2 separate regions of the Mus musculus genome follow, and region 1 is linked to region 2. The links are chromatin loops, found by intact Hi-C in ENCODE. Cell type or tissue: heart. All regions are shown on one strand. Links, peaks and the distances in the headings refer to the core of each region. The heading gives the core; the rest is flanking DNA. Region 1 overlaps Cntnap2 (contactin associated protein-like 2). Region 2 has its middle 57 kb from the start of Gm35280.

What was found. Hi-C counts contacts between places; a loop is a spot of excess contacts. Peaks named below come from ENCODE experiments on the same cell type or tissue, not always from the same donor. Only the 100,000 strongest peaks of a DNase experiment are listed, where the experiment ranks them.
Region 1: it touches region 2 in a loop (2.8-fold over the local background); 5 of 42 quality-filtered maps call a loop at or near these places.

The regions. Positions count from the first base shown.
Region 1 is chr6:47,190,027-47,192,948 of GRCm38, reverse strand. The region is part of intron 20 of Cntnap2 (contactin associated protein-like 2); the gene reads right to left. Gm35280 (a long non-coding RNA gene) reads left to right here. Exons shown (of 8, transcript XR_001785456.2): 8 at 305-1,565. Among named protein-coding and RNA genes, the nearest start is that of Gm35565, 36 kb to the left of the region's middle. In heart, for the core only: a CTCF peak has its summit at 1,493 (motif pointing left); no DNase peak of the experiment used is centred there; H3K4me3 peaks cover 915 bases; H3K27ac peaks cover 494 bases.
Region 2 is chr6:47,313,127-47,316,048 of GRCm38, reverse strand. No RefSeq gene overlaps it. Among named protein-coding and RNA genes, the nearest start is that of Gm35280, 57 kb to the right of the region's middle. In heart, for the core only: a CTCF peak has its summit at 1,381 (motif pointing left); no DNase peak of the experiment used is centred there; H3K4me3 peaks cover 452 bases.

The sequences.
Region 1 (2,922 bases), core at 223-2,722, 120 kb after region 2:
CCATCCCAGGAGTGATGAGGTCCCTCTTTGAACCCTGGTTTCTGGAAACTACATCAACAGCACAGGATTTAAAGTCCACCCTGAGGAAAAGGAAGGCCGTCTCTGCCTTTGAAAACAGTTTGATGAGTGCAGACCCTTCCCGAGCTGAGTGATTTGCTGGCTGGATTAGGGTCCACACTCATTTCCATAGAGTAAAACCTGCCTGATTGGATCTCCAGTGCTGTCCTCTGAGCTAGACAGTGCTGTCTATGTAATTATGGTTTTAAAGGGATTCTCTCACTGAACGGATGCTGTCTGCTTACAGAGGAATGCTGACCCTCGGATGCTCTCCACCCCCACCGCATGCTGCAGCTCAATATGGCCGACTTGCGTTTCACAAGGAAATGAATTTTTCTGCTATAATTAGCATCTCTAGAGGCTGAGAGTCGGAGTGGGGATCGCAGTGGTTAATGGCACATGTCCTCTGGCAGAATTTGTTCTTCCCAAGTGGAAGAGAGGAAAGTCCTCAAAAGTGACTTGGAACAATGCATGTTTCTGGCCACATTTCCCAGGTACACGTGCAAACAGTGGTGTCACAGCTTCATAGACCATGATGAATCCCTGTGTGCCCACATGACATCTTCTTCTGTCCTATCTTTTAAAGACAATTATGGTCTCCTTGTGCTTCCTCAGCTGTAAGCTCTTAGAACTTTCTAGGGTTCTGTGACTCTCTCTCTCTCTCTCTCTCTCTCTCTCTAACTCTTCTCTGATACATTACATCCTGCTTCCCTTCAGAAAACAGCAGGCCTTTCAGAGATATCAATGGAACACGGCACAACAAGTTACGATAAGGTTAGACACAAACCCTCTTATCAAGGCTGGACAGGCAACCCAGTAGGAGGGATGGAGAGAAAATACGGAAAGAGATTCTGGAATTGTGTGTGCGTGCGTGCGTGCGTGCGTGCGTGCGTGTGAATGTGTAAAATAAGTGCAGAGAAACTCCCTGGAATCTACCAAGTATGACCCCAGAGACGACTCCTAGTAATGAGGGATACTGAGCCTGACACACTCTTTTTTTGGAAGAACCTTCCATTCCAGCTCAGGGTCGTGGGACAGGGGGGTCATATGTCAGGTTCAGCCTCCCCGAGCGCATGGGAACCTCGGACTTGTCTGAAGAGTGCACTGCACTGGAAACTGGTACGCTCCATTCACAATTGGGCACCACGGACATTCCTTATTACTGTTTGTCTGGAACCTTCCCTGTAACTTAGATTATGGAACAGTCAGGGATAAGTGTTAAAGAGTCTACATATTTCCGGAAATTTTGAGAATCTGACCTTTAGGGAAATGGCACTGTTAATTTTTTTTGTACATTGAAAAAGTGTACTAAAATATATCACTAACAAACACTCTATTCAGAGAAACTTTTGCCCGTTTTAAGCTAGAAATGCCTTGGGATCGAGCTACTTAATTTCTGCAGCTAAGTTTCAGCGGGCAGTTTTGGCGCCCTCTGATGGCATACATGGGTAACTGCAACACTTCCTTGTTAAACCCATTAACTGCTTCATTTTTTTAAAGCCAGGATTAAAAAAAAAATTAAAAATTCTCTTAATTTAATATACACAGAGTGGATTTCACTCAATTTTTCTTATAACATATTTTTCTAATGCTTTAAAAATGGATAAAACAATACATATCCATCACAGGAAAATAATAATGTAAACATTCTATAAAAATAGCATATGGTGATAATGATAATTATATTTTTTCATTTATTCAGAAATGAGTAGAAACCAACTAATAGTATTTTATTTTATGTGTATGGGTGTTTTGCCTGCATGCATGTCTGTGTGCCATGTGCATTTAGTGCCCACAGAGGTGGGAAGAGGGCATCAGATACACTAGGGATGAAGTCAGAGGATTGTGAGCTGTCATGTGGGTCCTGGGAATTGAACCTGGGTCCTCTGAAAAACCAGCCAGTGCTCTTGGTCACTGAGCCATCTCTCCAGTCCTGCCCTGCCTTCCTTTAACTTCACAGTGTATTGTAAAACTTTTTCTCTGTCTATAATAAATTTATAATTGAATCACTTGTCAGTTTCTGGATAATTATCATTCAGTTTTTGGATATATAACACAACATACCAATGTTTATATGCATGCTCTATAGAGCAAGTAAGTCCAGCCTTTAAAAATATCAAATTTTAGTGTTTAGGGTCTGGGGAGATGGTTCAATAAGACATTTACCACACAAGCATGAGGGTTTTCAGTGGCATGTAAAAGCCAGGCGTTTAATGCCTGTCTGTAACCCTAGCACCAGTGACAGAGATAGGAAGATCCGATCCCTGAAGGTCTCTGACCAGCCAGTCTAGTCAACCAGGCAGCTCCAGGTTCAGGAAGAGACCTAGTGTGGACGGGCCTGCTGCTGGTCTTGTGAGCCAATCACCTAACGAATAAAGCCAATCACTGGGCGAGTAGGTGGGACTTCTGGGTTGGAGAGAGGCAGAGAGGAAGCAGGAGCGAGTTAGGGCCCTTTTGGAACCGGACAGCGGAGGGGTAAGATGTAGCTGCTAGAGTTTCCCTGTGTCATGGCAGAATCAGTTTTTAATAAGGCTTACAAGATTAGGTTTTAGTGGTTGCACCCAGAGATTGAGTTACCATAGTTTCTGAGCTAAGTTTGTGTTGTGTTTTCCTTTAGGCAGCGGCTCAGCTGGATTCAAGAGAGAGAGGTACAGCGGCAAAGCATGGGTTTGCCAGATGTGCACCACAAAGGCTGTGGAGGGGTTTGAAGCATGAGGTTGGCATGATAGCGACCTGACAGTGGGAACCTAGCAAGCTGAATGGAGACGTTTCAGGAGCTCCAGGCCAGAGAGACTCCACGAGATGAAATAGGTCGGCCTTTTACCGCCAGTGCATGGCCAGCCAGGCACAACCGCGGGAGCGAGC
Region 2 (2,922 bases), core at 158-2,657:
TGATATATACAATTCAGATGGATCTCAAAAGGATTATTCTGAATAAGACCCACCCAGTCCCAGATGGTACCTCCCAGGTTGCTTCCATTGATAAAACCTTGAAAAGGTAAAATTACAGTTTGGACACTAATGATCCTCACGATTCCCAGAGGCCAAGGGCAAAGAGGAAGGTCACAGTGGCTGTAAAAGATTCATTGGAATGTTCTGTATCCTGGTTGAGGCAGTGGTCCCAGAGATCTACACATGTGATAAAGTTGCAGAAATTAAATATACACAAGCAAAGGAGTGCTAGGAAAACTGGTGAACTCTGCATGACTCGGATGCCAATTTCCTGGTTGTGATATGTGCTATAGCGCCTAAAGATGATGCTGAGTGTGTACAGTGAAGGGCAGATGGAGTCTATTAAATCTCACAACTGCATGTGAACAGCTAGTTATTTCCAAAGATTTGGAAATGTTCCACAGTAACCCATGATTAAACACAGAAACAAAAGTCAGACTCAACCCCCCTGGCTTCAGAGCAAATTCCTTTGTTTTGATAAAGGTTATAAACCAAAGTCAAACCAAAACAAACTAAATCAAAGTCAGATATGATGCTAAATGTAAATTCAGATTACAGAGAGATGCTTGTCCAAGCTGTGAGGTCCAAGCTTCCATGATGGGAGAGGAAGAGGGCCGAGGGAAGCTGGGAGCTTGAAGAGCTTGTGAGGAACTGTGGGCAGGTAAGTTATCCTTTATTTCCCAGCTGGAACACAGGCTGTTAGGCATGCATCTGCTGACACAGACACGGACACGGACACGGACACGGACACGGACACGGACACGGACACAGATATAGGCGCACACACCAGTACCAAGGCTTGCAGACCTCAGGCCTTAGACAGGTTAGAGGTGTACACAGCTGGCCAAAGGCAGAGGCAGGATCCCGACTCAGGTTTCCATGCAGGCACTGATCTGTAGCTGATCCAGGCTGACTAGCAGCCATCGAGTGGCAAAGGTTTGAGTCAAGGATAAACTCTGGGGTGGCTAGAGCATAAGAGTCAATACAAGCTGGAGATGTTATAAAAGCACATTTCCTCCGGGGAGAGACTCAGCGAAAACCATGGAGAGAACATTTGTTTCTTTTTTTCTATGAATCCCTATGGGTCCCACTTTTTATTAAACTCTAGCAGATGTAGATGAAATAAAAGGGTTTTTGTTTGTTTGTTTGTTTTTAATCTTATCACATTTCCTCTTTGGACTTAAGTCACAGACACTTTCTAAATTACATACGGAGCAAGTATTTGATTTTGAACACATTTAAAAAATACGTTCTTGGGTTTTTGTTTTTTTGGATCCCTATTCGTTCCTCAGACTGTAGGAATCTGCCATCTAGTGGCTCAATACTGAAATTGTTTTGTCCTTCCTATTCTATGTTGGAAGAGAATTTCACATGGATTTTTTGTTTGTTTAAAATCTGAAATTTATCAGCATGGCAAAAATAAAGGAAATCTTCTCTATTAAAATTGAAGCCTTGAACAGGACTCCTATCTGCCCTCAGACATAGGTTGTTGGAGAATTTACAACAGTATAAAAACAAATTTCTAGATGTCATTTGCCTCTAATGATGTGACTGTCCAAGTTTCAGTTAGAGCATTTAAATAACTGTAAGACTAAACGGAGTGGCAAAACAGCTAGTGTCTAGTACTTCCAACCACGGACAGGCTCATTATATACCCTCAATTTTAAGTGCCTTAGATCATGTAGATAAGGTAGGAAAGTGGGCTCTCACCATTTTGCCACACACTTGTGTCAGCTGTCACTCTTTTGGACCTGATTCACTTCACTTCGCATGTATGAGCTTTATTTTCTTGTATGTATGTCTGTGCACTACTTGTGTGCAGTGCCTGAGAGGCCAGAAGAGGGTGTTAACTCCCTAGAACTGGAGTTATGAATGGTTGTGAGCCTCCGCTAGGAACCGATCCTAGATCTTCTGTGAGAACACACGCTCTTAAGCATTAACACATCTCTCCAGGCCCTGAAACTCTCACGTTGTAAAAGTGGCATCCTCGGTTCTCAGATCGGAATCCGAGAGATTTGCATTCCTGCTTCATTATCTGCCTTCCTGGTTTTGTTCCTGTCTTCTGCTCCTCGGTTGTTTGTGTATAGTCACATCATTTTCCTTCATTCGCATGAGTATATTAAATATATTTTCTCTCCTGCCTGTACATGTATGTATGTCCTGCCTGCCTGTATGTATGTAAACCCATGTAAGTGACAGTTCTTGACTTTTTGTCTTTCTACTTTCAGTGATATTTAATGATGTCAAATATTTCAACATTGAAACTAAATTATCTGTATTTCCCCATGAAAGGGGGAGGGGGAGTAATTTTTATGCTTCCAACTTAAGAAAAAAAAAACAAAGTTTTTTTTTGACTGTTAACCCATAGTTAAGAGCATCATAAAAACACAACAAAGCAAATACCTCATGATTACACTTCTTTGCATTTTAAAAATGGCCCCTGTATTGGCTAGTTTTGTGTCAACTTGACACAGCTGGAGTTATCACAGAGAAAGGAGCTTCAGTTGAGGAAATACCTCCATGAGATCCAGCTGTAAGGCATTTTCTCAATTAGTGATCAAGGGGGAAAGGCCCCTTGTGGGTGGGGCCATCTCTGGGCTGGTAGTCTTGGGTTCTATAAGAGAGCAGGCTGAGAAAGCCAGGGGAGGCAAGCCAGTAAAGAACATCCCTCCATGGCCTCTGCAACAGCTCCTGCTTCCTGACCTGCTTGAGTTCCAGTCCTGACTTCCTTTGGTGATGAACAGCAGTATGGAAGTGTAAGCCAAATAAATCCTTTCCCCCCCCAACTGCTTCTTGGTCATGATGTTTGTGCAGGAATAGAAACCCTGACTAAGACAGCCCCAACTTGAAACTGTTGGTGCA